Linked DNA regions of Homo sapiens: region 2 is linked to region 1. A link is a loop called in an ENCODE intact Hi-C map of the cell type or tissue named here. Cell type or tissue: dorsolateral prefrontal cortex. All regions are shown on one strand. Each heading gives the region's core, and the rest is flanking DNA. Links, peaks and the distances in the headings are about the cores only. Region 1 has its middle 9.1 kb from the start of PARP8. Region 2 overlaps PARP8 (poly(ADP-ribose) polymerase family member 8).

Region 1 (16,276 bases), core at 3,886-11,885:
CACGAATGGTCATTTCTTGCAGCCTCTTTTCATTACCCTGTCTCATCACTTTTCTTATCAGCATAAGTGCCCAAGAGTTGCCAAACTGTTTCAGACCCTTAATCAATTTAGTTCTGATTCTGACCGTGACAACATGATGTTCAGCACGGTAGGAATGACTGCCATCCCTGAAGGAGTCTTAAGATTCTGTAGAATCAATGAAAGATCCTATGTTCTAACTCCTTTATCTTTCAGGAAACAAATTACAAAATAATTTCCTTGTCCAGTCATATTCACTATGAGTTACAAAAGGAAACATTCTGCATTATTGAGATCCACTGCAGCCTTTGATGTAGTAAAGCCACAGTCACAACAGTCTATATCTCCTGCTCAGTCCTCTCCTGAAATGCTTCCTGTTTAGGGTAGGACAGGTTCAAGCCCTTTGTCCTTCCTGGATATGTTGCTTTGTGTAGGCCCTTTGGCTGCCAAAAATGCTCTCTTCTCTTCCACATCACCACTGAGAATCATGAGTATTTCTTCTTCCATTATGTGCTTTAATTTCTCTGAAAGGCTGAAAGTCTATTAACTCACAAGAATTTATTTTATAGTTATCTAGCCACAAGGCTTGCATCTTCCAAGTAGAACCCTTACTACAAATAAATGTGAAATAGTTTTAAAGCTACCAAATATTTTTTTGTCTGGATGAGCTCTTAGTTTACTACTCACTCCTTAAAATAGGCCTTCTTGTGACTTGTCCTATATTTGATTTTTTTTTAAGCTTCATGGGCTGCCCTGTTTTGGTTAAACAAAGCTAACCTCACCCTGTTCATGCCCTTAAGGTGTGATGTATTTAATAAATATTTGTACATTTGAAGGAGTAAGATTAAAAAATAAAAACCTATCTAGTATGTATTTCTGCAAGATAAATTTCTCTAATTAAAAACTATACCAACGTAGATCCTTCCAAGGATCTTCCAGGCTAGATCCTTATGGAGCACTTTGCTCAAAGTAAGTCAGCCCATATCCAGGATCCTTTCTTTACCTTGCCCCATCTCCGAATATTTAAATGTTTATATTATGTGTGCTCAACATACTTCCCTTATCAAAAACTATATGCGCCTTTGAGATGAAACAGTTCTATCTCTCCTTAAACACTCATGAGTATACAACATACACACACATGCATTCAGGAACGTGGCACATAAGAGGCCCTTCACCAATTTGTTAAATAAATAAAATCAATATTTACAGTGAGGGAGAACTCAGGTGGTATCCCAAACTAAATTGAAGATAATAATCTACATGTTGGATGATAGACTCTACTGAAAAAATTCCACCGGTTTAGAATAATGATTCAAAGCCACCAGATATAATTTATTAGTGAAAAATATAAATTTTTTGCCTGTGCCAAAAGGCCCAACTGCGGAAGTATAAGGTAATGGACATGCGGCATTAAGTTCAATAATGTGATGTGGGTATTAATAACTAACATTTATCCAGAACTTAATATTTATCCAGAACTTATCCAGAATTCATTAACATTTATCCAGAACTGGTAGAAACTGTTCTAAAAGCTTTACATATAGTTACTCATTTAATATTCACAATAACCCGTATATACTAGCTGTTATTTTTCTCATTTTACAAAAGAGGAAACAGGCTCAAAGGGGTTAATTCATCTAAGGTGAGACATGGACTACAAGAAGTTTTTTTCTCTCTTGAAACCTTTCAGCAATTGAATTGAACTTAAAGGAATAAATATGTACAGAAGCCACACGAGGAAGTAAACCGCCCCGCCAATGGCTGCAGGCCAGGAGTGAAGCCGACAAGAAGCCCTATGATGGATTTTGAGGAGGGCTGAAGCCTGTGGACTCTCAAAATAGCCTCTGCTAGTGGCAGTTATATTTCCCTTTCTTGCATTCAACTTCCTTTCCCAAATGACCCAGCCATTAGTACAGTCTTAAGAAAAGTACAAGCCTGACCTCTGCTATTCCATGGTTATTAAGAAGAGGATAGGAGGCAGGATTAGCAAAGAGGGGAACAGCCTTCTTTGCCATATGCATGATAGTGTCATCAGTGGTAAATGCCCATGGGAATGCCTACCATCCTTGCTGGGATGTGGAAACAGCACTGGGACAGTTTGCTTTTGTGGCAGAATCAGTGAAGGAGGGACAAGGTAGGGGCCGAGGCATTGCTGTGAGAAGACACCACAAAGGGCCTTTAAACAAAGGTGAGGAAGTGGGATTTCATCTGAGAAAAATGGAGAGCCACTGGAAGGAAGATGATCTGAAAAGTTCTTTCTAATTATGAGATTGATATAGCTTCTGCTTGCGGTGGTTCTGTAATGGAAAGAAATCCGTAAAATTCAAAATGCCTGCTAAGGGCCCAACTACCTTCTTCTAAGTAGAGGGACGTGTGCAATTCTTTCCTTATAAAGCTGCTTGGCTGGTGTGGTGGCTCATGCCTGTAATCCCAGCACTTTGGGAGGTTGAGGTGGGAGGGTTGCTTGAGGTCAGGAGTTCAAAACCAGCCTTGGCAATATTGCAAGACCCCTGTCTCTACAAAAAATAAAATAAAAATTAGCTGGGCATGTGGGTGAATACCTGTAGTGCTAGCTACTTGGGAGGATCTCTTGAGCACAGGAGTTTGAGGCTGCAGTGTACTGTAACTATACCACTGCACTCTAGTTGAGATGACAGAGGGAGACCCTGTTTCTTAAAAAAGAAAAGAAAAAGCTGCCTTTGGAAACTAATCCTACTTTTCTGACCTCTTCTGATAGGTCTACTGTAAAAAACCAAAGTCAACTTTGAATAAACTTGACAAGCTGAAGGAGAACTTTAGGTGATGTTTTGTGGATTTGTCACATTTTGGTTCTTACCATACCCCCCGTTAGGTTACTAAGGTCAAATGTGACGGCACAGGGGTGGTGTTGAGGTTTTATGGCCCTTTCTAGCATCTTAACTAACCTAGGTAATACTAAAGCTACAGGATGAAACCTTAACTCTTCTTTCTAGTTCCAAATTTCACTTTAATTTAGATCCATTTTTCCTGTAAAATTTTAATTCCCCTTTCTACCTAGAAGCATTCTAGACCATAATTAGATGAGATGCCTCACTGTGCCATGCAAACAAACTCATTCTTAGCTTGTATTCATTCATATTAATTCCTTCTTTTGAATACCTCTTTTTCTTTTTCTTAGAAAGTACATAAATACTATATGAATATATTCTCAGCGCAAATGATTTAAGACATATATTAGTACATAAAGTAAAATGTGAAAATTCTTACCTATCCTGACCCCTAATTTCACTCTTCGTCCCAGAGGTAACTAGTGTTAATAACTTTGTGGGAATGTCTTGCATTACTGCATTCTCATATCTTCACACAGATGTACATATGTTGACAGATTTATACATATAAATTTTAATTTAGGTTGGGCACAGTAGCTCATGCCTATAATCCCAGCACTTTGGGAGGCCAAGGTGGGTGGATTGCTTGAGGTGAGGAGTGCGAGACCAGCCTGGGTAACGTGGCGAAACCTCGTTTCTACTAAAAATACAAAAATTAGCCAGGTGTGGTGGCATATACCTGTAGTCCCAGCTACTCAGGAGGCTGGGACCTAAGAATTGCTTGAACCCAGGAAGCAAAGGTTGCAGTGAGCCAAGGTCAGGCCACTGCACTCCAGCCTGGGTGACACAGTGACTCTGTCTCAAAAAATAATAATAATAATTTAATGGAACTACATAATATATATTGTTTTACAACTTGATTTTTTTTTTTTTTTGAGATGGAGTTTTGCTGTGTTGCCAGGCTGGAGTGCAGTGGCATGATCTCAGCTCACTGCAACCTCCACCTCTCGGGTTCAAGCAATTCCCTTGCCTCAGCCTCCCAAGTAGCTGGTACTACAGGCGTGCACCACCACACCTGGCTAGTTTTTTGCATTTTAGTAGAGACGGGGTTTCACCATGTTTGCCAGGATGATCTCCATCTCCTGACCTCATGATCCATCCCGCTCGGCCTCCCAAAGTGCTGGGATTACAGGCATGAGCCACCGCGCCTGGCCACAACTTAATTTTTCTACTTGTCTTGAAGAGCTTTTTTTCTTTGTCATGGAAAGAGATCTAGCTCATTCTGTTTAGCCACTGCAGAGAATGATATTGAATGAATGCAGTATAATAAGTGTTAACCGTACTTCTGCAATCATGTTGGCTTTTGCAAAATGTTTTGTGATTAAAACAATTTACAACAAATGCACAACTTTATGCACAGTTTCAGCAGTTTCTTTGGGAAGTGAATTGACTGGCTCACAGGGAACTGGCTGGCTCACAGGGAACTGGCAAATTTAAAAATTTGATAGATACAAGCAAATTGCTCTCAAATTTACTTTATCATTTTATACTCCACTGTTTTTGAGAATACCTAATTCCCTGCAACATTCCCAACAGTATATACCATTCGTCTTTAATTTTTTTTCAACCAGCTAGGTGTAAAGTATTCATCTTGTTTTTGTCTGTAATTCCCTGATTATTAATGATATTGAGCATTTTTTCAAGTGTTTATTGACAGTTTGTATAGTCTCTGTATGATTGCCTGTCATTTCCTCTATTTTTTAATTGAATTTTTTTGTTTGTATTATTTATTTGTAGGAAGTTTTTATATATTCTAGATAGCAATTCATTTTCTGTTATAGATACTCTTTACTTACACAAAAGCCTTAAATTTTTATTTGTTAGAAAATTTAAAAAAATACACTTTGGGAGGCCGAGGCAGGCAAATTACCTGAGTTGCAGGAGTTCGAGACCAGCCTGGTCAACATGACGAAACCCCGTCTTTACTAAAAATACAAAAATTAGCTGGGCATGGTGGTGTGCCCCTGTAGTCCCAGTTACTCAGGAGGCTGAGGCAGGAGAATCACTTGAACCCGGGAGACGGAGTTTGCAGTGAACCGAGATCACGCCATTGCACTCCAGCCTGGGTGACAGAGGGAGACTCCATCTTAAAAAATAAAAATAAAGAAAAAAGAAAGAAAAAGAAAAGAAAAGAAAGAAAAGAAAAAAAATTTTTAAGCCAACTCCAGACCAAATGCTACCTTATTCAAAAAAATCTGTCTTGATTTTTCCAACTCGCTAATCTTCCCTCATCCTTGAACTCCCCATTTCTAGACTATAAGTTCCTTGCATGCAGGAACTGTTTTTATTGATCTTTGTAACCATGGAAGAGGCTACCATAGAGACTATCTTAACACACGAATGGTCCCCAACTTATGATAGCTCGACTTTAGATTTTATAACTTTACAGTGGTGTCAAAGCAATACACATTCAGTGGAAACCTTACTTCAAGTGCCCATACAATCATTCTGTTTTTCATTTTCAGTACAGTATTCAAAAATTACATGATATATTCAACACTTAATTATAAAATAGGCTTTGTATTAGATGATTTTGCCCAACTATAGGCAAATGGAAGTATTCTGAGCACATTTAAGGTAGGCTAGGCTAAACAATGATGCTCAGTACGTTTGTATTTTAAATGCATTTTCTCCTTTTGATATTTTCAACTTATGATGAGTTTACTGGGACATGACCCTATCATAAGTTGAGGAGCATCTGTAATGCACAAGAGGGGGTCTTAATTATTGTCTTTTATTGCTGTAGTTTTTAAATTACTTGAGACTTGAATTCTGCCTGCTACTTCGTTTTCACTGCCCCTAAATAGCCCATAGAACAACGCTTAGTAGGTTGGAGGCACACAGTATACATGCATTGATTGATTTTAATTTGCACTCACTTTCAAAGTTTCATGCTTTCTTTACAAAAGAGAAGCATTTCCCCAAGAGTGTTTTATAGTATATTAATTTCATATTATGTAATGAGGTTTTCTCCCAAAACAGATCTAGGTCCAAGTAAGTTTGGAGGAAAATAGATTAAATAAAGTTAAATAAATTTCTCTCTTAATAATTTTAAGCCTGTAATATGCCTACTATGACATTTCAAAATGTTGTTTTTGTTTTTGCTTTTTGAGACAGGGTCTCATACTGTCACCCAGGCTGGAGTGCAGTGGCACAATCATGGCTCACTGCAGCCTCTATCTCCTGGGTTCAAGTCATCTTCCCACCTCAGCCTCCCAAACAGCTACAGGCACAGGCCACCACGCCCAGTTTAAAAAAAAAATTTTTGTAGAGACAGGGTGCAACTATGTTGCCCAGGCTGTTCTCAAACTCCTGGGCTCAAGTGATCCTCCTGCCTTTGCTTCCCAAAGGGCTGGAATTATAGGTGTGAGCCTCTGTGCCTGGCCCCACAAAGTTTTAATTGACTAAACATTTGAGTTTGTTTAGTTGGTTGGTTGATTTTTGCAGTGCTTACTTAGGAACAGGATTCCATGTAATTTCAAAAATATATTTTTAAAATTCAGGTAGAAACTTCTGTATTATTTTTCTTTGTGATATTAAGTGTCAAACAATTTTAACACTTATCTCAAGAAGGCTTGTGGAGACTGGGATTTGGAGTAAAACAGACTCAACTTCTGACTTTTACTGGAGTAAAATGGACTGCAACTCCTAGATATGTGAACTTGGGCAAGCTACACAATTTCTTAATACATAAAATCTCAGTTTTCTCATCTGAAGAATGAGGAGAACAAAGGCTTCTATCTCTTTATAGTTGTAGAAGAGAATTAAATGAGATAAACACAGGCAAAAAGAAATATCTAAGTTGCTTAATAAGAATTAATTATTATTGACCAGGCACGGTGGCTCACGCCTGTAAGCCCAGCACTTTGGGAGGCCGAGGCAGGCGGATCACAAGGTCAGGAGATCGAGACCATCCTGGCTAACACGGTGAAACCCCGTCTCTACTAAAAATACAAAAAATTAGCCGGTCATGGTGGCAGGTGCCTGTAGTCCCAGCTACCCGGGAGGCTGAGGCAAGAGAATGGAGTGAACCCGGGAAGTGGAGCTTGCAGTGAGCCAAGACTGTGCCACTGCACTCCAGCCTGGGTGACAGAGCGAGACTCTGTCTCAAAAAATAAATAAATAAATAAATAAAAAGAATTAATTATTATTAAGGAGCCACTTTTATTCTCTCCTGACCCTTCTATACAATTGACTAATTCCTCCTTTGTTTCCCCAGTTTAGCTGGTAGTTTTCTATCACGTTTTTTGGATTCATTTGTTTCAAGTAAATGGTAAGTCCCTGCATAGGGACTTCCTCTTATTTCTATTTGTAAGCCCCATGGGCTTGGTGACATCTGGGAATGCAGACAGATTTAAGGCAGAGAGAGAAGCTTGAAGGAATAGCAGAACAAGTGCCTCCCAGGGGTACATTTTCTTATTGGCAGTCACAATCCAGTCTTGCCTCCTTGAGGCCTCATCCAGGGTCACTGCATTTGTCAGAAAACATTTGGTTGCATGACATAACTGTAACTCAAACCAACAAAGACAAGATACAGTTTCTTGACTGATACAATGTACAATGGTAAAGCATGCTTGGATGGCCTAGCAGACAAAGCAAGAGCTGGAGGACCCAGGGACTCAGGCAATTGAACGGGGAACTCAACCAGAACTTTTCTCTTTTCCATTTCTGTTTGGCAGTTTGTTTTCTTTTTTCTTTTTTTTCTTTCTTTTTTTTTTTTTTTTTTTTTTTTTTGAGATGGAGCCTTGCTCTGTCACCAGGTTGGAGTGCAATGGCACAATCTCGGCTGACTGCTACCTCTACCTCCTGGGTTCAAGCGATTCTCCTGCCTCAGCCTCCCGAGTAGCTGGGAGTACAGGCACGTGCCACCATGCCCAGCTAATTTTTGTATTGTTAGTAGAGACGGGGTTTCACCGTGTTGGGCAGGATGATCTCAATCTCTTGATCTTGTGATCCACCCGCCTCGGCCTCCCAAAGTGCTGGGATTACAGGCGTGAGCCACCCTGCCTGGCCAGCAGTTTCTTTTAAGTAACAGAGAAAATTGTCATTTGGTAATCCCAAATCTGTGACATTCCAGTTTAGTAAACTCAGCGGGGGAAGGATAACTTTTTTTTCTCCATACTCTAAATATTAATCTCAGGATAAAAATGATACCATTCGCTACCCACTTTGGATCAAGGGCCTATCTTTGGGACAAGCACTGTTGCCAAGTGGATGAGGTAGTAAGATTTGCTGAGCCCAAGTCAAGTACCTATTTCTGTGTTGAGAAGCACGTGGGAAAGGTGAAGGCAATATCTCTCATTGGTCTACTGCTAGTCTGATTAAAAGTCCTTTGCTACACCAATTCACTGCATTTCCCTAGGCTGGATCTGGCATAGCCACTCATCTTTTTGAGGGTGAATCATATTTAAAAAAAAGGATGATTTTGTTCCTCACAGTTTGGATTTCTTCTAATTTTACTCTCTCAGTGCAATAATTATAGTTGCAGGCTATGCTCCATGTCGGTGCCCGTCCTCTGTTCTTAGCCCAGTTATAGCACTTACCACATTTACTGCTTGTCTGCCTTTGTAAGAGGCTAAGCAAATGTGCCTGAAGCCTGAGTAATTTGCTCTCTTCAACAGTGTTTCTCCCAGACGTAAGCTAATGTGTGAAACACAGAGAGCACCCAATACGTACTTGTTAAAAGAAAGAAAGATCAAAACCTTCCAAGGTGCAAAATAGAACACAGACAAGAGGCGTAGAACTCAGATTGAATTGGGGATGGAGGTTTGAGGGTGTCAGAGTTGCTGAGTATGGAAGGAAGAGTAGGTGTGGAGAAAGTAAAGAACATTTAGGTGTGGAGAAAGTAAAGAACATTCTAGGTAGTGGGGAGGCATAGAGACAGTGGTGCGCTGGAGCTGGCTCACATAAACTTGCAAGAACACTTGTGCACTTCTCTTCCCAACTTCACACTCAGGGATTTCACATTGGTAGGCGGATGTCAGCCATGGTGGGAGTATTTACACCACAGAAATTGGAGCCGGTACAAAGCAAGGCTTCTGTTCTGTTGCCAGAGAGCTGACCATTAAATATTTGCCATGCCACCATATAAAAGCATGAAGGCGACAGGAATATTGCTGTAAGGGTACCTGGAAATCAAATCATGAAGGGACAGTGTTAAGCACAGGCTGGGCACAGTGGCTCACCCCTGTAATCCTAGCACTTTGGGAGGCCGAGGCAAGTGGATCACCTGAGGTCAGGAGTTCGAGACAAGCCTGGCTAACATGGCGAAAACCCGTCTCTACTTAAAATACAAAAAGTAGCTGGATATGGTGGTGCGCCTGTAGTCCCAGCTACTTGGGAGGCTGAGGCAGGAGAATCACTTGAACCTAGGAGGCAGAGGTTCCAGTAAACTGAGATCGCGCCTCTGCACTCCAGCCTGAGAGACAGAGCGAGACTCTGTCTCAAAAGAAAAAAAAAATTAAGCACAGTAATCCAAATTTCTCAGCCACTGAAAGATTTTGAAAGGGAAGGCATGACATGACTTGATGAATATCTGCTGGCTAGCATTCTTCAACAATAGTTTTGCATGGCAAACTTGGCAGAAGGTGGCATAGTCACTTTATATTAAATGCTTGCAGTTCTAGGGAAGTTATTACCTGTCCTAGCAAATCAATCTTATCCTATAGTTTACCCTAGAACTACGCCAGGCCCAATCTAAGCTTGATTCCATCAGGGCCAGGTGTGGCCACAACAGCAGCACCACTTTAAATCTGTGCCAGTAGCTCATATATTTTATATAGTACAAGTCTATTTCCTCATACCACCTGGCACACCAGCCTCCGTAATGTTGACATTAGCAAGCTTCCAACAAAAAGGTTGGCAGCCCTAGCCATATTTTTTCTTTTCTGTCTAGGTTATTTTAGCTGTGGTCCTGCTTAATACCAGAGGCATGAACCAAATAGATTTTCACATTGCTTCCAAATCTATGAATATATATAGAGAAAAGTTTATTCATGAAAGAGAGAAGGGAGGAAGGAAAGAAGGAAAAAAGGAAGGAAGGAAGGGAGGGGAGGAGGGAGAGAGGGAGGGAAAGAAAAGAGAGAAAAAGAAGAAGGAAGGAGAAAGAAAGTAAAGTAAGTCCAGGGAGCGAGAGAGGGGAGGAAGGAAGGAAGGAAAAGAAAGAGAAAGACGGAAAGAAAATGAGAAAGAAAGAAAGAGAGAGAAAGGAAGGAAAGAGAAAGAAAGAAAAAAAAGAAAAAGAAAAAGGGAGAAAGAAAGAAAGTCAAGTCAGTCCAGGGAGGGAGGGAGGGAAGAAGGAAGGAGGGAGGGAAGGAGAAAGAAGAGAGAGAGAAGGCAAGAAAGAAAGAGAGAGAAAGAAAGAAAGAAAGAAAGAAAGAGAAAGAAAGAAAAGAAAAAAGAAAGAAAAGAAAGAAAGAAAAGAAAAGGAAGGGAAGGGAAGAAGGAAAGAAAAGAAGGAAGGAGAGAGAGAGAAAGAAAGAAAGTTATAATGCTTTTGAACAGGATGTGCCTCACCTGTTTGCAAAAGGAGCAGTGTTCTTCCCAGGATTGTTGAGATGGTAACTCATAAAATGGTAAAAGCAACAGCAGCACATGCAAGTTGGATGAATTAAGGAACTGCATTGGAGCACTCTTTTCAAAGTCACTTTGTTGTTTTCCATTTAGAGTTTTGCTTTTATGAAAGCCTGAAGTGTTATCAGTATACGGGCTCTTGAAAACTTCTTACTTGACATTACAGCAGTTAAAGTGCCTTCTCTTTCCCCAGTTGCTAATCTCAGTTGCCTTGAATCTGGCTCTCTTCTCTTGGGTCTTTGGCCTTTTGACTGCCCCACATGGGGAATCTGTGTTTAAAATAATTTCTCTATCTGTTTAAACTTCTTATAGATTACTAACAAAAAAAAAGTAATAGAACCAGGAATTGGAATGAATATTTCTATCCCTAGTTACTACCATGGAAAAACATTTGTAGGAAAACCTGGTGAATTTAAACCCATTAAAAATGTATTTTTCTTCTTCCTTCTTATGAAAGTGAGTGATCCATGAAAGAAACTGTCATAGGCAAATTTGTGCAAATCAAAATACTTCAAGAATTTACAAAACAGGCTGGGTGCGGTGGCTCACAGCTGTAATCCCAGCACTTTGGGAGGCCGAGGCAGGCGGATCACATGAGGTCAGGAATTCAAGACCAGCCTGGCCAACATGGTGAAACCCCATCTCTACAAAAATACAAAAATTAGCCAGGCATGGTGGCATGTGCCTGTAATCCCAGCTACTCAGGAGGCTGAGGCAGGAGAATTGCTTGAACCCAGGAGACAGAGGTTGCAGTGAGCCAAGATCACGCCACTCCACTCCAGCCTGGGCAACAAAGCAAGACTGTTTCAAAAAAAAAAAAAAAAGCATAGTAAGTGCTGTAGTTTGGATGTTTGTCCCCTCCAAACCTCATGTTGAAATTTTATCCCTAATGTTGGAGGTGGGCCCCAATGAGAGACGTTTGAGTCTTGGGGGTGGATCCCTCATGAGTAGAGTAATGTACTCTCTGGACGGAGATGGAGAGTGAGTTCTCACTCTATTAGTTCCCACAATAGCAGGTTGTTAAAAGGAACCTGGCCCCTCCCCCCTTTCTCTTTCTTGCTTCCTCTTTCACCATGTGATATCTGCACACTGCAGCTCCCCTTCACCTTCCACCATGAATGCAGCAGCACGTGAGGCTTTCACCAGAAGCAGATGCTTGGGCCATGCTTCTTGTGCAGCCTGCAGAACTATAAGCAAAAAAAACCTCTTTTATTTATAAGTTACTCAGCATCATGTATTTCTTTATAGCAACACATAACAGACTAAGACAGTAAGGAAAACTTTATTCAGGACCATTGCCATAGGTATAGGGACCATGGCAATGGCGTCTTGCATTGAAGAGAGATATTGGGCTCAACTCCAAATATGGCATGGGCAAGTGGGAATTTATAATCAAGGAGCAGTGTAGGGGTCAATGGATAGAAAATTACCAAGAGAATCAGGAGGAAGAGGGAGATTCTGGCTAAACCAACCTAATAGGATTCTTGCTGAAGATAGGCCTGGGTCATCAGACATCACCTGGGGTATGATAAAAGGATGAGAAGCCTGATCAGATATGGAGGATGATCAGATATTGGAGATGGGGGGTTCTTGCTAAACTGACTCAGAAAAGTTCTTTGTTAAAGTTGGATTTTGCAAGGAAGATAGACACCTGACTAAAGTTTGGCCAAGCAAGGAATCTTTGTTAGTACTACTTCTTGTTTAAGGAAAGTAGAGACATTCATCTTTCCTTCAAACAATATAAGTCTCTTTTCTTGTTTGATCACCTTTTATTCATTAAGGACCAGTTGAATCATCTGTTGGGACTTGGTAGCAGAGGATATTTCCTGGATAGTGTGAGCTATCAGGCCTTCAATGTGGGAAGTTTAGTTTCTATAAAAATAAAATTAAAAAAGATTAATAGTTGGAACGAATTATAAAGACAGTTTCTGAGTCCAGAGGGCAGCTGATCAGTAAAATTTCTAGATGCTGGGCTTGTAGTATCTTCAGTTGGAGTGAGAAGAGGCATTGGATTAGTTTGCAGTTTGAAAGCCATAAAGATGGGCCACACACAAGCTGTTGTGGTAATTTTTCTGAAGCTTATGTCAAGTCATCCAGTTTCAGTTTGAAGGACTTCAAGAAAAGAAAAGTTTATAATTTTAGTGATTCCAAGCCAGAATAGCAGGAAAAAAATGAAATATTAATTTGGAGTGTTGTAGCTATTGTAGTAAACTAGAAAAATCGAGGATCTATTGCAGATTGCAGGTAGATAATAAAACCTCAGGAAAAAAAAAAAAACAGGGCTAGAATCTAATATTGGGTGCACTGCAGTTTTCTCCCAAAACATAACTTTTATCTCTATATTCACTCTCATTTCTGTCAAAGATAATCAAAGTCAGATTGATTTGTTTGCTAAATAAGTTTAATCTCATTAAACTTGTACTGGTTATGTACACAAGTGCAGTAAGAGTAGTGATTGACCATTTAGGCTCTTTTAAAGGTTGCGTTTGTCAGATAAGAAATCTCAGATTAAACTTTTTGTTTTTGTTTTTTTAGACAGAGTCTCCCTCTGTCTCTCAGGCTGGAGTACAGTGGTGCGATCTTGGCTCACTGCAGCCTCCGCCTCCTGGTTTCAAGCGATTCTTCTGCTCAGCCTCCCGAGTAGCTGGGATTATAGATGCGTGCCACTACGCCTGGCTCATTTTTTGTATTTTTAGTAGAGACAGGGTTTTCACCATATTGGTCAGGCTGGTCTTGAACTCCTGACCTCCTCATCCATCTGACTTGGCCTCCCAAAGTGCTGGGATTACAGGCATGAGCCACTGTCTCCAGTCAGATTAAACTTTTAAAAGCCACTTGAGGCTGGGATATAAGCCCAAAACTTGTCATTAGTCTGCACCTGTTACATTTACAGATTTAGATAAATTACTCTCTTCTTGAGGTCCCTAAAATACCCCAAGGTTTCCAGACCTGCCAAGAAGTGATATTCTTTACTCACCTGTAAGTCTGGGAACCCTAGAGCCAGTTTTTCCAAGATGGTACTTTATTGGTTCCATAAAGTCAACCTTAGTCCCATAAAGCCTTCTGGTCATATCTGAAAACATGATGTTTCAGTCAAAGCCTTGGTGATATAACCTGTGTTTCCAGTTTGTCCTGTTACAAAGACAACAGATTCTTATTAAACTTGTGCAAATAAATACATTGCCATAAAAATAAGAATATTCACAAATAGTTTCCAAATTCTGGAGGGATAAGTTAGAGAGAAAAAGTAAATGTTTCCATTTTGTACAAAAGTATTCTTTACTGAATTGGTGTAAGCTAGAGATAGCTTAAAAAAAAGTTTTCTCAAATCTGGAAAACAAAACATTTAAAGAACAAGCAATGTTACAAACAAAAAGTCATTTTAAAAATTATTCTCATCAGTTCATTCAGTACCATGTAATTAAATCTTGTTTTGCTTGATCTTGGGTTAGTAGTTACATGAACCCATCAGTTTTATTAGAGTTCTGGAAATTCTTACCAGTCCAATGGTATGATGTCAAAGTTGTTCAGAAACCTGTATTCCAGAATACTCATAAGACTATTTTCCATAAATCTCCTTGAAGAAGAAGCCATTTTGGACTGTGGCTAATTTCAAATGCTTTTAGAGAACAATTAAATTAAAACAATAACTGTCTACAGATGACAAGGACTTAAAATGTCCATGGTTAAAAAATCTAATGAGAGTTCATTACAATGATGCAATTTATAAGAAAATTTGGTTAGCATGGCATACAGCATTTTAACAGAATAACCAAAATTATGACTGATAACATACTAGATTTCTAGGAATCTCATACAATTTTTGTACACTTAATAATATATCCATAAATATACTTAAAGATGGCTTAGCATCACTTATTATTTGACTGCTACACTTATAATTTAACATATTAAATAAATCTAATTAGTTTAATGTCTCTTTTATTATTTATTTATTTATTATTATTATTAATGTCTCTTTCATACAAAAAATATTCTCTGTGGCTTTCTGAGGGTCCAATATGGAGAATCTTAAGTTAATTTGAGGTCAAAAAGACTTAATTTAGAATGTGATTTTGGGAAGATTGTCAAAAATGTCAAAAAGTTTAAAACATTTAAAACAATTAAATATGACCATAGTTATCTATTTAATAAAAGCTCCATTAAAAGATTTTAAAGGCAAATTCAGATTACATAGTTGTGAACAAGGACTTAGCTCCTTTAATATTGAGAAGACTCACTTTTCTTAAGTAACCAAAAACCTAATAAAACAACATGAAACTCAGGAAATTATCTTGATGAAACAGAGTCTGTGTTTCTGAGGCCAATTACTTAAGAGGAAAAAAATACCCTTTACATTCTCAGACCAACATTCCAAGAAAACTACCGTTTTAATGGAGAAGATCAAATTCTACTTTTGAATAAATGTATTACTAAAACTAAGTTATAATAAAACCTCATAAATAAATCTATCCAATCTCAGTCAGCTTAGACCATACAAGATAAGATTTTCACAATCCTTCTGGACATGTTTTCTTATTTACTTTTGCAGCAGACATACACCAGGCAATTAAGCAATTTACTTTTACTATATATTCTGTTCTTAGGTTGAATTTATGGTTTTATGGCCTTAAACATCTAACAGTAACAACACAAACTTGTCTAATCAGCAAAGCCAGGTAAAATAAGTGTATGCTGACAATTCTGAAAATGTTTCTATTTTTATTTTACCAATATTTTTTAAACTAGCTTTTATTTACTAAGGAATACCCCAGATTATGTGAACTTAAAAATATTGAGTCAGTTTCTACTTTTCTGAAAATTTTATACATTCTTATTTGTTTGAGTGTTTATTTATCCCTAGCCAATTTGGGTATTTTAGTTTGGTAATAACATCGGAGGTAGAAAAATATCACATATACGTAACACAATAACATAGACACACACGTACACATACACAAACGTATAGACTGATGTAACCAGATCTTAGGACTTTTCATTTAAAAAATTTTAACCAGGCCAGGTGCAGTGGCTCATGCCTGTAATCCCAGCACTTTGGGAGGCTGAGGTGGGTGGATCACCTGAGGTCAGGAGTTTGAGGCCAGCCTGGCCAACATGGCATAACCCCGTCTCTACTAAAAATATGAAAATTAGCTGGGCGTGGGGCGTGGTGGTGCCCAGCTGAGGCACAAGAAACACTTGAACCCAGGAGGTGGAGGTTGCAGTAAGCCGAGATTGCCCCGCTGCACTCCAGCCTGAGCAACGAAGTGAGACTCTGTCTCAAAAAAAAAAAAAAAAAAATTTAACCATGAGGCAGTAAAACAGAGTAATACAAAAATACAAACTTGCTGGTTTATCTCCACTTTATATTGTTATCCAAATTGTGCTTCTGAGGAAAAAGGGATAAGTTGAGTTGACCTACCTAACAAAGGCTAAAGCTTTTTACCAATATTTGTGGAGGAGGTTTTTTAAGATTTTTTTTTTTGCTTTCTCAGTTTCCAAATAGTTTCTTTTTTTCTCCTATTATCAGCCCCAGGTGCTTGTTTTTGAGGGGCCTCTTAGTCCCTTGAGAGCCCCCTCAAAGGAGGGTAGGATAGGAGTCCTGAAGTTCAGCAGAAAAGAAACGGGTCTGGCAAGAGTGGACAGAGAAATAGTCAGCAGAGACTTGAGAAGAGGGGTTTCAGGTGACAGAGTTCCCATGGGAGAAGCAGGATCCAATAGAGAGAAGAGAAAGAGCAGAGAGGTTTTATAGAGAGCCGGGAAGAACAATTTATAGGCCAGGGAATCAGGGAATAACCCCTCACTCAGAAAAAGGA
Region 2 (16,276 bases), core at 2,851-10,850, 69 kb before region 1:
ATACTGCTATCTATAGCTTAGTGTAGTTTTTCAAAAATTGATAATTTAAAGGTATTTAGCTAAAGTCAATAAATCAAGACATCATTTAGGAGGCTTTAAAAAACTACTTCATCAAGAATTCTAAAATGTGAAAAAGATTTTTTAAGAGAAAAAAGTATTTTTAAAAAACTATTGGTACTAACAGTTTGAATTTTCAGTTTTTAAAAGTCAAGCTGCCCAATAGGCACCATCTGTTAGGTCAGGAGCAAGTTTTTCGCCCATTTATTTTTTTTTTGTTTTGGTTTTTTTGTTTTTTTGAGCCTGTCACCCAGGCTGGAGTGCGGTGTGGCGCGATCTCGGCTCACTGCAACTACCACCTCCCTGGTTCAAGCAATTCCCCTGCTGAGTAGCTGGGATTATAGGCACACAACACCACGCCTGGCTAATTTTTTTGTATTTTTAGTAAAGACTGGGTTTCACCATGTTGGCCAGACTGTTCTCAAACTCCTGACCTCAGGCAATCCACCCGCTTTGGCCTCCCAAAGTGCTGGCATTACAGGCATGAGCCACCGCGCCCGGCCTTTCACCCATTTTTAATGTCATCTATGACCACAGATGAGAAATAAAAAAGCACTGTTATGTGAAAACTATTCACAGTTTCATTTCCTACACTTAAAAGATACGGCTGGTCGCGGTGGCTCACACCTGTAATCCCAGCACTTTGGGAGGCCAAGGCTGGCAGATCATGAGGTCAGGAGATCGAGACCATCCTTGCCAACACGGTGCAACCCCGTCTCTAATAAAAATACAAAAAATTAGCCGAGCGTGGTGGTGGGTGCCTGTAGTCCCAGCTACTCAGGAGGCTGAGGCAGGAGAATGGCATGAACCCGGGTGGCGGAGCTTGCAGTGAGACAAGATCGCGCCACTGCACTCCAGCTTGGACCACAGAGCGAGACTCCATCTCAAAAAAAAAGGAAAAAAAGAAAAAAATACAATCTGCTGAGTCAAAGCTATTGCATGTCATTTACATTATCATTAAAATAACAACTTTTACTACTATGTTCTCAAAGCCAAATTAGTCAACTATATACTGTTTCCAAAGAAGTGCTTTAATTAGTTTTTTATGCAAATATCAGTCGGTATATCTACTACTTCTATTCAGACTTTCTTTGAACCGTTTTTAGCAAATATTACAAAATATTGTTTGCATTTATAACTTAAAACTGGTTTTAAAAATTATAAGTAATATACAGTAATTTCTACAGATAATACTATCATATGTTTTGTGCTTGTTATAAGGTTCCCTTCCATATTGTATATAATTCATTTTTCCAGATTCTAATTCCAATCTTTCTTAGAACCACTCACTAAATTACTATGTATCGTATTGTATTTCTACTGCCAGTGATGAGTAAGAAACCAATGTTCTCATGTTCACATACTAATTCTTCAGGAAAATTTATGATGATAAAGATTGTCATTATCTGAACTTTTAATTACCATCAGTTTGTGATATGAAACCCTGGTGGCCTAATGTGCTTCAAATTTCAGAAATTTCCTTTTTTTAGAAAAATAATCGAGGGCATATTTTACACAAAACCCTCAGTAAGAAACCGTGTCATTAAAAACAATAATATATCCGTAGGGAGATGCATGAACACTCCCACTATGTGGCAAATGTATGGGATATTTATGGAGAGGGCAAACTTTATATAATCTCATGTCTGTTCGAATAGGTTTACCGCTAAATATGTTTGGAGCAAATTTACAAAATAACCTGGCTTGAATTTTCAGAGCTTTTAAGAATCAGAAATTCTAGATAAGGAGCTGTATCCAACCTATATATTTCAAGTTTTAATACCTAAGAAGATTACTCATGAGACTAAGTTCTGTAATTAAGCAAATGCATAACTGAGTATAGTAAGAAATCTATAAATATATACCAAAGGGTTGAGTCCTATACCTCATGCTTTCCCAACGACTGCATCCAAAAAAATAACATTTCCCATCATACTACGATCAGGATGAATATATCCTTACAATGGAAATAACAAAAAGCTGTTTAGCGACCCTTTACTCAGGGTACAAGCACATCTTTCTTCTTTAGCATATAAATAAATTTAAACTCTACCATATTTCCCAGATTTAGATGAGCCAGACCTGTACAAGCAAATGCACACTGCTATGAATTTCCTATTTTACATTTTCATTTGACTCAAGTCCAACAGACCAACACACTCATTCTTTTGGACAGAAGAGCAAAAGAGAACTCAATTGAAAAAAGAAATTCAAAATTGAGAGATTTTTGATTTCACTCTCTAAAGGCCAAAGAATAAAAATTTTGGAAATTTGGAAAAAAATGTACATGTGATCTTGATTTCACAGAGTGTTAGGTTGGAACAGAAGTCAGAAATCACCCAGTTGCACATCCCTTATTTTACAGATGAACAAACATAAATTTAAAGAGACTCATTCAATTCCATGCGGAACCAGAAGCAGAGCCAGGTTTTCTGACATTTCCTCTAAGTCACTCAGCCTCTTGTGATTTTTCGCACTGACCTTTTTTGCTTACGGCAAGAAACTTCTGATTAGTTTGTGACAAGATCTAATCTTTCTTGCTCAAAGTATTCCTGAACATGCAGTCAACGGTGTAAAGTTACTGCCCCATGTGAGCCAAACTTCACTGGGTAATCTGCCCTTGCACATTACTTCCTTGTCTTCTGATTAATATGCCTAAGTTTATGCAGTAATTTCTTCATCTATTAACCCTCACCTTTGATCATTATTAACAAAACAACTTAATCTTATTCAAAAAGTATAAAATTATTTTCAAAGGAAATCACTTAAAATATAACAAAAATATCTCAATAATCTCTGGTTTTCAATAAATATTCCATCAACTAATGTACTGGTTCATATTAGCACATAATACATTCAGTTGAATCACATCAGCTCTTTTTAAGAAATAAGAATTGGTTTGTGAAATGGTTTGGCTGTGTCCGCAACCAAATCTCATCTTGAATGCAGTTCCCATAATCTCCACGTGTCATAGGAGGGACCCGGTGGGAGGTAATTTAATCATGGAGGCGGTTAACCCGATGCTGCTGTTCTCATAATAGTGAGTGAGTTCTCTTGAGATCTGATGGTTTTACAAAGGGCTTTTCCCCCTTTTGCTCAGCACTTTTCTCCCCTGCTATCATGTGAAGAAGGACATGGTTGCTTCCCCTTCTGCCATAATTGTAAATTTCCTGAGGCCTCCCCAGGCCTGTTGAACTGTGAGTCAATTAAACCTCTTTCCTTTATAAATTACCCTGTCTTGGGTATTTCTTCATAGCAGCATGAAAACGGACTAATACAGTTTGACATTTATAAAATTATACAGATTAACTAAAAAAATTGACAAAATTTAGACAAAACCAAATCCTGTTAAAATTCTCCTAAAATCTGAACTGAGAGCTCAATTAAATTACATGGGTTTTTAAAATCTACTTCAATTTTAGAAGAGGAACTATACAAGGTGCTTCCTAATTAGTAGTACACAAGCAAAAACACTTTCTAATATCTTAATGTATTTCTGTATGTGCTCACTTTAAGAAAGCATTTAAAATGTTTATTTGACAATGCTTGCATTCTCAAATGCATATAGCTCCCTTCTTTTCTCACTCTGCATTGTAAAATGAATTCTGTTCAGCTAACCGACATTTAATAAAAGATAGAAAATGTTTCAAGGCCAAGCTTAATAGTCCTAATGTATACTTTTTTCCTTTTAAAACCAATGAGTATTTTTATGTTTAAAGTCTGCAAGGTGACAAGAAGGATACTGAAGCTGTCATCAGTGTCAAGAAGGAGTCCAAATTTATCAGTAAAGAAGAGAAGGAAAAACATTTGAGACAGCTAATCTTGAAGAGATGGATGGAAGATGCCTGAGGAGATATTCACACCTAACTGAAAAGAAATAACTCAGAAAGAGTAAGCTTTCTGAACGGCAAGAAAAACAAAATTTATTCCCAGAACACTCACAGACCTAGAGTTACAAAATGGACCATCTATCTGTTCCTTTTATTTTACACGCAAGAATATTAAGGCTCAGAGAGGTCTATCAATTTGTCCTAGTTACACAGCACTTGGTCCAGAACTTAGTTCTCCTTTGGTCCAAATACCTTTCATTACATTTTATCATTTCAACACTTGTTTAATTCAGTTTGTACAGCATATTTAGCAACTCATCAGAAATCAATTTAAAACAATTATGCAATGTATTAAATAGCCAAGTGTGAAAAAAAAGTTTTTTCCCCTGTATGCTCTTTCCTTAGCAAAGCAAATTCTGTGAAAGGAGGCATATCTCACTCCATTTGGCATTACTTTTGCAAATTGATTAGTTATCCAGAGTTCCTATAACAATGAGATGACCCTACTAAAAACTATTTTTACTTAGTTCATAGTCACCAAAGCAGTAGGAAAACAAAAATTTATCTAGTTTTATTTTGTTAGGTGAATGAGATTTTCACTTTAGAAGAGGAGCAATTTTGAACAACCGCACACTAATGTGTTCCATAAGACTGGACCATAAAATTATCACATATCTAAGTAAATTTATGAGAAAAAATGTTTAACTCTCAGTCAGTTCCAATAAAAATTAGATAATAAGTTGCCTTTTTCAACATCAACAAACATCTTTGATTTGTCTCATCACATTTTTAAGTATTTTTCAGGTACATATATATCTCCAATATAAAATATGGAAAAACTTAGTCTAAAATATTTATTATACAATTTCATTTTAAGAGTGACATCAAAATTATACTTTATACATTATGCAACATTTTAAACTTTGATGGAGAAGTTATCAACTCAAAAACAGCTAACTTCCTTGATATTAAAATACTTTAAATATTAAAATATTAGTTTTGTTTTCTCTTTGGGACATATTTCTAATAGTGGTCTCAAAAAAGGAAAGGAAAGACAACGAATTCTGGGAGAGCAGTAACTGACTTATTTGGGTGCCAAAAAAAAAAAATTCTGTGTAGTTCTTTAGGAACTGAGGAAACTATGGGACCTTAATTTAAACGTGTGATTCCTATGAAAACAAGGGCCCACCATAACAATAGACAGATTGATAAACTGCAAATTAAGTTGCACTCTGAATGTCATAGAGACAAAAAAATGAAAATGATGTCAATTTTAAAAGATAAATCAAAATGCTATTAAAACCTTCTCAAAACTCAAAATGTTAAGATCAACAGAATCATTTTTATGAGCTAATTCACAGATAAATTCAAGTCAGTCTAATTGCAATAGCATCAATTCATCACTTATACCCAACTCTAAAATTACAATATCAATGAAGCTTCTGCACTGGATGTTGTCAATTAATAAAGGGAACAGGGAAATGCCTTAGAAATATTCATTAGAATTGATAGGAAATACTTAAGCCATCATTTACTTCTACCTAGAAAAATGACACAGAAGCAATCAATGCTGGCACTCCCAAGGTCTCGGCACTGGCAAGAATTTTGAATTCAAAAATTAACTCTCACTGATCATTAGTAGTTGGAACTCACACATTCATTCAACCAATTATGAAGTAAATGATTACTGAAGACCCACTCTGTGCCAACACAGGTGGAAAGTAAAAATAGACAGGGGCCTTGAATTCAGAAGTTTCTAGTCCAGCAAGGGAAAACACAATTAAAGTATCACCCAAATAAATGAAAATTATAGTTGTAATTTTCAACTCTGAAGGCGGACCACACCATGTATTGTGGCATCACATAAGGGCCCCATAACTTGACAAAGGGTACCAGGAAAGTTTCCTGCAGGATGCGATGATGGGACAAAAATACGTGGATGAGTAAAAGAAAATAATTGCGGAATTTGAATATACCATCCTCATTCTTCAAAATTTTCACTTTTTCAGCCTTATAGTTCCAAATTAAATGTAGAATCCAAACTTCCCTTTAGTGGTTATTATATTTTATTTCTCTATGTAGCCCCTGGCACAGTGGAAGGTATAGACCATAACTGACATTCACACATTCTGTCAAAATTAACTAAAAACAAGCCTACAAGCCATGTACATTAACAGAAGTATTTTACTTTTGAACAATATAGTCCACACGTACTCTGGCCAAAAGCTGGATCAAAGCAGTTGACATACTACCTAAACAAAGAACAAAAATATGAAAACAGGGACAAAGTTTGAGTGGATCCATGTCCATTTTTTCAAAAGAACACCAAGTCCGGGTGGGAAGTGGGAGCAGGAGCGGGGACTGGGTACACTCCAACAACAGAAGGGAGTAGTTGGCACGCAAAAGCCAGGTCTGACTCACAACGTGTCTAAATGTGCCTGCAGTTCTTAGTACAAGGAAGTATCTCAAATGTTCATCTAAAGAAGGGTAAAGGAAGTCATAAAAATACTACAGCCCACTGATAGGTAGAAAACTAAAGATAAAATGATTACCAAAAACTATTATCAGAGCTATGCCCTGTCCCTCACAAAATACTACTATACAAAGGAATTGCCTGTGTTTTTCTCACAACCTTCAGAAAGACCCTGGAAAATTTCAGATGGTTTTGATTTATGACTGTAAATGTCATCTTTACCAGATAGCATGAGATGGCCTAGTCCTCAAATGAGAGAGTAGTTCCTAACGACACAATCTTTGGGTTATTTCCACAAAAAGAATTAATATAGGAAACAGAGAGATGTGTTATTCTAAAATACAAATTTCCTCTACAATATTTCCACCCAACCTACCAAATAAAGCAGTCTTGCTTTAGAAGCAAGCAGAATGGCCTGTAGCATGAGGACAGAGATGATCCACAGTTGACAGGCCCTAGACCGTCTCCTTTGTACTTGCATATGACCAGCCTGCACAATTCCCAGTGGTTTTGCCCTTCTCAGAGAATATTCAGGAGCCAGCAAGTCTACATGAGACCAGTGGGCAAAACAGCTCCCTTGTGGGATTTCCCACACTGGGGTAAAGGAATTTCCTCAATCATCGCTGTGCTCAAGACAACTTTGTTAAATGGGGCTTTGTTCCCAGTGGATTTTTAATTGACACATCATTGGCAATATACAATATGCTTTACAGTGGTTAGTGATGCTAATCATGTGGCTAAACAAGAAAAAGCAGCTTCCCCTCTTAGAGTTCGTGATCAGATCTGAGGTACTCCTATCAATAAAAACATATTTGTAAAATGCGGGAAAAAAAGTAAAGCTTGAAAAGTAGCTAATGAACTAGATTACACATACATCCTCCATTGGATAGATTTTTACTGAACACCTTTTTTGTACTACGCACTTAATGACATCATTAAATAAAACACCATAAATTCACTGTTATTGTATAGTCGAGGAAACAGACTCCCAAGTTTAGAAATGCTCCCAAAGTCACTGTGCTACTAAGGGAATTAAAGTGAAGCTTCAAACCCAGGTCTGTTTGACACACAGCTAAAATAAAAAAATAAAAAATTTAAAAAAAAAATAAGTAGGGAGGAGGACGACTTGTAACAACATGGCATAAGCTGTGGAATAACCACATATAAAGCAATCAAGTTGTCAGCTTTCAAAAATGAGGCATCACAATACCATAGGAGTAGGTAGCATAACCATAAACAGCTCAGGCTCTACAGGATGCGTCTCCGGTCATGATTTGAAGGAAATCTTGTGTATATGCACAAAATCAGAAAAACTAACTTTGTATACTATCTAAGCAGTATTGCTTACAAGCTGATAATGCCAACATTAGCAGTGTCATTTCAAAACACAAAAACCAACAGAGAAGAACACACTGATTATATTTTAGAAAGACTATCTTAAGATCCAGCAGATCTACTTCTATTGCAATTTAACTAAACTACAGACAGTTGCCTGAGCACAAGTGTTGTATACTGTATAAATAATGGAAACCGTTTGCCATGGAAAAAACAATCAGCAAATTTAAAAAATATCTTTTAACTTCTGTTAGCTAGCCCACTAATTTTGCTTTAATTGACAGCCATATTAGCAGTGAACACATGAAATATGTTTGAATTTCACAGATACCCTGACCGAACATGCATTCATGTTAGGGAGCAATATTTAGCCAATATTTTCCCAGATTAAAAGTGAGGATTTAAACATAAGATTTTTATTTGAACCTGTGTATAACTAAGTATCTTGCTACAAGTACAGATGAATAATTCATTAATTGCCTTTTCTTACTTTAGACATTAGCCATCATTTGATGCAACACAAACATGTAAGATTGTTCATGTAAAATAATGAAATTTATTTTACTGGTATTAAACTATTACATCGACAAAAATTAAAAGGCATTTAAGTACTTTAAAACAATACAAATGTTAAATAAAATATATTAAAGAGTATCATAATATATTGTGCAACCAATCTAAGTGCCCATCAACTAATGAGTGGATACAGAACATGTTTTATATATATATATATACACACATATACATACATACATATATCTATACATATATAGTATACATACACATATGTGTATATATATATATATACACATACACACACAATGGAATACTACTCAGCCACTAAAAAGGGACAAAATAATGTGTTCTACAGCAACATAAATGGCACTGGAGGCCATATTCTAAGTGAAGTAACTCAGGAGTGGAAAACCAAAAACCATACGTTTTCACTTAAAAGTGGGAGCTAAGCTACGAGTACGCAAAGGCAAACAGAGTGATATAATGGACTTTTGAGACTCAGAGTGGGAGGGAGGAAGGGGGTCTAGGGATAAAAAACTACACAGTAGGTACAATGTACACTACCTAGGTGACAGGTGCACTAAAATCTCAGAATTCACCACCGTGTAATTCATCCATGCAAAAAAAAACCACTTGTACCCCCAAAGCTACTGAAACAAAAACCAATAAAAAGAGAGCATCATAATATAGTCAAAATTGTAATATGTATTGCTTTTACCAAAAAAAATTAAAAACAACATAATTACAATACATTCCTTAATAAAAGAATAAATTGTAGACAGATGGCAGAAGAGGAAAGAATTATCTTACATTTCACCATACATCATAAGCAGCCATTTCTGACAAATTGTGGAAACTCATCTACATATCAATTCATGTAGCTACAATTTTTTTCCCTGAACCAATCAACTTCTGCTTTCAGTAAAGAATAACCAAACTGATTTTTTTTTCTTTTGCTGTGCTGGCACATACACTGTGTCACTTAAAAGGAAATAAAGCAACACATTTGATTAGCTATAATTTATTTTAAATGCATCTACTGAAAACTTAGCAATTTGCATGCTTAATGAGGTAGGTAAAAGTAAAGAATCAATTTTCACATATATAATATAATTTCACTGAGCTATATTTATTTGTTCATTCCAAAAGCAGAAAGGAAAGGCATATAATATAAACAGACAATCGTATTTTCAAGAATTTCTACAGCTGGTCCTGAAGAATATTTATAGGCACATCATTTTACAGTTAGATGTTTGAAGGAGGGGATGCCTATAGTCCCAACTACTCAGGAGGCCGAGTAGGGTGGACCACTTAAGCCCAGGAGTTTGAGGCAAGCCTGGGGAATGCAGCAAGACCCTCTCTTTGTGAAAATGATTCTTTTTTAATTTAAAAATGAATGTTTGCCTAAAGAGAATAATTTCTCCTGGAGGATTTCAAATTCTCTACTTAATATTTAAAAGGAAAACTAAATTTCTCATCAACAAATTTTAGAAAATAATTTCAATGCCTCACGAATTTAAAACTTTGACCAAGTAGAAAACTTTTTAATAATTCTCACCTTCCTCCTAAAAGAATATTTTTTAAATCTAATAAAGAATAGTAAAAAGCCTGTTTGGCAAAATCTGAAAATATTCCTTACTAATATATACTTTTTTCTTATGTTTCCTTTTCAGTCACTTAGTTTTGTCTTTTGATGTTCTTTCTACATACCTTTAAGAACTTAGTTTTTCCTCTAATTGTAAAAAGAGGTTAAGAGGTTTATCTAATGTCACACAATAAGAAGGTGACACAATTAGCACAAAAATCTAGTATCCATCCAGAACCAAACCTACCTAAATGAAATTAAATACAAATCAACCACACACAAAAAAAATCACTTCTTTTAGAAAGGAAAGGCCTCTTCTCATCTTTGATATCCAAACACTCAGTCATATTAATATTGTAATTGCCATCATCATAATCATCATCACCAAAGTCTTGAGAAGGCAACTGTTTAATTTAGAAACTGAGAGACAACAATCTATACCTAGTAGAGAATACAATGAATTAAACACTTGAGAGATATTTAATACCTTTCCATTGCTTCCTAAGAAAGACAGGACTTCACTCTAGAATTCTGGAGTGAGTTTTGTAAAACATGAGACTTTCGATGTACACAATTATAAATATTTTTTAATTTATCAAAAATTTATCATTCAAGTCATCTAAAAGTTGATTCTCAAGAGAAAGAAATGTTTAGCTTACTACTACTATTTGCATGTAAAGGAAAAGCTATTATCATATGTAAGAGGCGAGAATATATTTTAACATTCACCAAGTGAAAAGGCTGGGCAAGATTTAATAACTCTCATCTTTAATCAGCAAATCATTTCAAATGGCATCTGATAACTATTCACTGCTGCCAAGCTGCATTACAGATCATTCCAGTAAGCAGGCTATAAAGCAACACAATTAGAGAAGTTAATTATCTGCTGCAGAAATATTCATAATGTAGAGTGAACTGAAATATCTTCTTGATGCTGGACTATCCCAAACACTCCTAGTGAGTATACAACTCGCACCACATTACAGGGTTAGGAGAGAGCTGGGGTCATACCAGATGCATAGAATCTTTAAGCACATATAACATCCACACATGAACATTTTAACAAAATGTCTGTCAGAGACAACACTCTATTTTCACCAAATCCCATTTCTATTTCCTCCAGGGCACACAGTTGGATTCCAGGGGCCCAACGGTCTGAGAAGCAAATAGTTTTTTGGAACAATTCTGATATGACATTAGGTAATACTATAATAAACCTAGATTTCAAAAACTTAACACAATACAGGCTGACTTCTTGTACACATCATATTATATGAGGAAGAGTGGGGGACTCAGCTCCATACAGTCACTGAGGGACCCAGGCTGGCTGACTGCTGTGTCCCACTATCGGCTAAGGCTTCATCCTCCTCTGCAAACTACTAGGGAAGCTGGGAAATGGAACATAGCTGTGCCCGAGGGGAGAGGGATTAGTAAACACATAGAAGTATATACCATATCTTTTAACCTTAGTCATACATTTGGCTTATTATAAAATGCCTTAATATTTACTTGAAAAACTCTTTCCTTAACTATCGAACTTCAGTTTTCAGCGGCAGTGACACAAATGAGAAATGAATGGCAAAGAAAAACAACTATATATAATTTTAAAGCAGATCTCCATAAGCCTTAAAACTTTCTCAAAAACAACTACTCAGTCCAGCTGTCCCTCATCCTTCAAATATTATAATAAAACATTCACTAAGAAAACTGTAACATATTTTAATTGGACACACAAAAAAGGGAACAGCTTGGGCACACAAAATAAAATTTGGTTCAGCTACTTAGTCATGTTTCTTAATATTATTACAAAGCTACGACATTTTTAGGGCATGATATAGATACAGGAGAACATAAAATATAAAAAGAAGAACAGAGTATCTTATAAGAATTACCTGTAAAAAGAAGACAGAAAAAAATCAGAATTGCTTTAGCAGTTTTTTAATCATTAAGTTTTGCGTACAAAGGCATGAGTTCTTACCAACCAATAAGAACTTTTTCCTACTAATGAGAAAGCTCTTTTATTAATTCACTCACCTTTTCTAGCTAAATAAGACACTAGTATGTTTAAAAATAAAATATAAAGAGTTACCAAAAGGGAGACAGGTTCAGCCACAGAACATCATCAATCTCATTCTGATAGTGGAGGCTGTTGCAGCTATACTCCACCCACTTGAATTAATCGGCCACAGAAATGAAAGGCACAGAACAATACAATCGGTTATTTAGTAAGTCACAGGTCCTTGACTTTTGGAATTAAGAAAAAAATGGGAGGGGAAGATTCACTGAATTGAATATTCTCTCTCAACTCTGTCAGTTCTGAACTCTGAGATAAATTACAAAATACATGGACTACAACAGAAGGCACAATAACTTAATGCTTCTGAAATAGCTGGCCAATTTTTATATGCCAATAAATCATCTCAAATATGGTAGCATTACAAACTCTACCTGGGGTGATGGGGGATGAAATTGTAGTCTCCTGCACCCATTGGTGTTTAAATGACATGTTTTCTCAGAGGAAGCACTCCCAGCTGCAGCCTCCTAATGAAAACTATACGCAGGTGAGACAGACTTTTCTTAAGATCAGGAATGCTGCCATTGGAAAGTTTCACACTGAAGGCTATAAGATGACTGAAAATACTTTATCCCATCTCAGAAATATTTCATACACACCCCCTAAGGAAGGTAAAAAAAAAAAAAACAATTATTTTAATTGGATCATTAGATGACCTTCTCCTGACATGTAGCAGAGGACACAGGAGATGTATCAGAACAAAGAAACAGGCCTGTCATGTATGGCCCTGGAGACTTGGAGCACAAGGGCTCCAAGCTGAAGGTTTCCCAGGAAGTGGCTATCTAAGTTGTGTTCTGCTCAATAAGACTTGCAACCTAGCACAGGTTGGTCTGAAAGAAGAGATGCCCCTTTCCCATTTTCAAAGATTCCATGTCAAATAGTTATGGTAAGGGGAAGAGGAGGAGCAAAGGTCAGCTCAAAAGCATGGTGTATTTCATGGAAAAGCAGGCTTTTGTGGCGTCAGGAGTATGGCAGTTACTACTAGTTGACCCCGATATTTATTTACATCTTTTTCTATAGAAACCTGATGTTTAGCTTAGAATATGGTGCACTGAATCAGGACTATATATCCCAGGCTCCTCTGCTCTAAAGAATTATGATATAATTAAGTTCTGCCCAGTATGGTACAAACAAAAGTATTCTGCCACAGCTTCTGGGATCTTCCTTTCAGAGGCAGCTGGCAGATGTCTCTGCCACCTTCTTCTTCCATTCTTCCCTTTTGTCAGAAACAGGGATACCACCCAGGACCATAAGGAAGAGGCGAGCTGAAAGAGGGCTGAGGGTTGCTGAATAGAGTGATCAGACCAGGCCTGAAAGACCTAAAGCAGAAGGAAAACACTTCTTATTCAGGGTGATGTTATCACCAGCTTTTTATTATTATAATTGCCAACAAACTGTGATGTGCAGCTTTAAGAACTGAGAACACACAAAAGGAGTTAAGAGGGGCCCAAAACGTACTACTTCCCAAATCCCCACTGAATGCAAACTGCTGCCGCGAGTTAGATCTTGACAGTGATAAATCAAATGTCTCTTTTCATGTAAGCAATGCAAACAACAATATAAGGATGCTTTCATTATATAAGAAGCAATAAAGGAAGATTTCCTAAACATATTGCTTTTGAAAGGTTCTCCACCAATGAAAATTAATATATTGTGGTTGTTGGGACTCATAACAAGGATAGAAGCATGTCAGATTTTTTTTTAATTTTGCCTGAGGATTTTATGCTTTATAACAATTATACCTGACAAGACACTACAGGTTCTCTTAAGTCTTTTAGAAGTTCAATTAACAGCATAAAACTGATCTAGGATAGGCTTTGACTTTTCATAATGAAAATCATTTCTGAAGATGTACTGCGTGTTTTGTTACCAACGGGTATTCTTTCTCTGGAGAAGCTGTGAAAATATTTCTTTTTATAACTTCTCTCTTTATTCTTTTAAACTACCAAACTTCTAAAAGAAAAAGGAAGCCACACATTTTAATATGATTCCTCTTAAAATCTACAACACAGGAGCCAAAAACACCGCCAATATTTGGATGGAATAGGGAACCCAGAAATAAATCCATGCATTAACAGTCAACTTATTTTTGACAAAGGTGCCAAGGACATACATTAAGGTAACGACAGTCTCTTCAATAAATGTTGCTGAGAAAACTGGATATCTATATGCAGAAAAATAAAACTAGATCCCTATCTCTTGCCATACACAAAAATCTAATCGAAATGAATTAAAGACTTAAATCTAAGACCTGAAACTATGAAACTACTAGAAGAAAACACTGAGAAACACTCCAGAACATTGTTCTGGGCAAAGATTTCTTAAGTAAGACATCAAAAGCATAGGTAACCAAAGCAAAAGTGAATAAATGGGATTATATCAAGCTACAAAGTGTCTGTACAACAAAGCAAACAATCAACAAAGTGAAGAGACAACCAACAGAATGGGAGAAAATATTTGCAAGAAAATATTTGCAAACTACCCATCTGACAAGGGATTAATATCCAGAATATATAAGGAGCTTAAACAACTCAATAAAGAAAGTCAAATAATCCAATTTAAAAATGGGTAAAAGGTCTGAATAGACATTTCTGAAAAGACAACATACAAATGGCCAAAAGGTATGTGAAAAAATGCTCAACATCCTTAATAATCAGAGAAATGCAACCCAAAACTACAATGAGTTACCATCTCACCCCACTTAAAATGGCTTCTATTGAAAAGACAGGCAATAATTAATGCTGGTGAGCATGCAGAGAAAGCGGACCCCTGGTACATTGTTGGTGGGAATTAGTACAGCCACTATGGAAGAGTACAGACGTTCCTCAGAAAACTAAAAATACAAATACCATATGATCCAGCAATTCCATTGCTGTGTATATACTCAAAAGAAAGAACACCAGTATGTCAAAAAGCTATCTGCACTCCCATGCTTACTGATGCACTATTAGCAATAGCCAAGATATGGAAGTAACCTAAGTGTCCATCAATAGATAAATGCATAAAGAAAATGTGGTACAGATACACAATGGGAAACTATTCAGCCATAAAATAGAAGGAAATCATGTCATTTGCAATAACATGGATGGAACTGGAGGACATTATGCTATGTAAAATAAGCCAGTCACAGAAAGGCAAAGACTACATATTCTCACTCATATGTCGGAGCTGAAAAAAAACTGAACCAAATTACTGTTGGCACATCTTCAGGGAGAAAAATTACATATATAATTGTATATATATACATACACACACGTATACACACACACATACACACACATATGTGTACATATGCTTTCTCCATGGTTTTAAAAGCAGTTTCTATTTAGTCAATAAGACATTTACAATTTTTATCAAGAAGTCATTATGCAAGATTGCTTCTTAGAAAGAAGTTATAAGGTTAATTTACCTGTATTGTTTAATAATTTTACACTAAAATTGTTTTATCAAAGCTCTTACCTAATGTCAAACTCCCAGAATATGAATTTTCAACTGGTCACAACTGTGTAATTCCTTGATGATTATATTCTCACCTCTTCAACTTCACTTGTGAAATTTTTAAAAATTCCCCTTATTTCTTAGATCATTTCCATTAGCTTCCAAACATACTGTAGTATAATCAGCACTCCAGTATAATCTATTTTCTGATATAACCTAGTATAATTTTTCCAAGCTACCAACCTATTTCTCTGTTCTACTTCCTACGAACGTTTCTTGAAAGAGTCCCCATACTCACTACTTCCATTTTTTTAGTTTCCATTTTCCTTTTAAACCAATCAAACTGGGCTTCTGCTTGTTAGTATAATCAACAACCTCCATGATCCTAAATCCATCAGTCACTTCTCTCTCCCTGTCACAGCTGAACTCTCAGTAGCAATGAGTAGTTAATGATTATGCAAAATTGCTTCATGAAGAGAAGGAAGTCATGAGGTCAACTTACCTCATGTGCAAAGATTCATTGTTTTATCAAAACACTTTTGTTGGCTTCTATGACACCATGATCTCTCAGTTTCTATGCCTATGGTCCTTCCTTAGTTTCAACTGCAGAACCCATCTTCTTGCTTAGCCTCTAAATTATGGGAATATTCCAGGGTTCAGTCCTGGAACCTTTTTCTCTGCTTGCACAGATATTGTATCATCTACTCTTGGGCTTTAAATGTCGTCTCTATTGCAATGAAACCCAAATCTACCTTCCCTATATACTAACCTCACACTTGAACTCCAGACTAGAAATCTAACTTCTGATTTGACCTGCTGATTCCCCACTCCTGAAATCTGTTCTTCCCATACTTCTCTATCTTTAGCATCTACATACTTGCTCAGGCCAAAAACATTATTCTCATGATTGATTCCTTTCTTTCCTTTGCCCCCTATATCTGTCCATTCCATCGTAAGTCTCATAGACA

Evidence for each region. Peaks named below come from ENCODE experiments on the same cell type or tissue, not always from the same donor. Only the 100,000 strongest peaks of a DNase experiment are listed, where the experiment ranks them.
Region 2: a loop joins it to region 1, with 4 times the contacts of the local background. A loop is called at or near these places in 14 of 110 quality-filtered maps.

What each region holds. Positions count from the first base shown.
Region 1 is chr5:50,649,397-50,665,672 of GRCh38, reverse strand. No RefSeq gene overlaps it. Among named protein-coding and RNA genes, the nearest start is that of PARP8, 9.1 kb to the left of the region's middle. In dorsolateral prefrontal cortex, for the core only: no CTCF peak of the experiment used is centred there; a DNase peak (open chromatin) is centred at 8,396; H3K27ac peaks cover 715 bases.
Region 2 is chr5:50,717,304-50,733,579 of GRCh38, reverse strand. All of the region lies in intron 2 of PARP8 (poly(ADP-ribose) polymerase family member 8), which reads right to left. Among named protein-coding and RNA genes, the nearest start is that of PARP8, 59 kb to the right of the region's middle. In dorsolateral prefrontal cortex, for the core only: no CTCF peak of the experiment used is centred there; a DNase peak (open chromatin) is centred at 6,259; H3K27ac peaks cover 1,702 bases.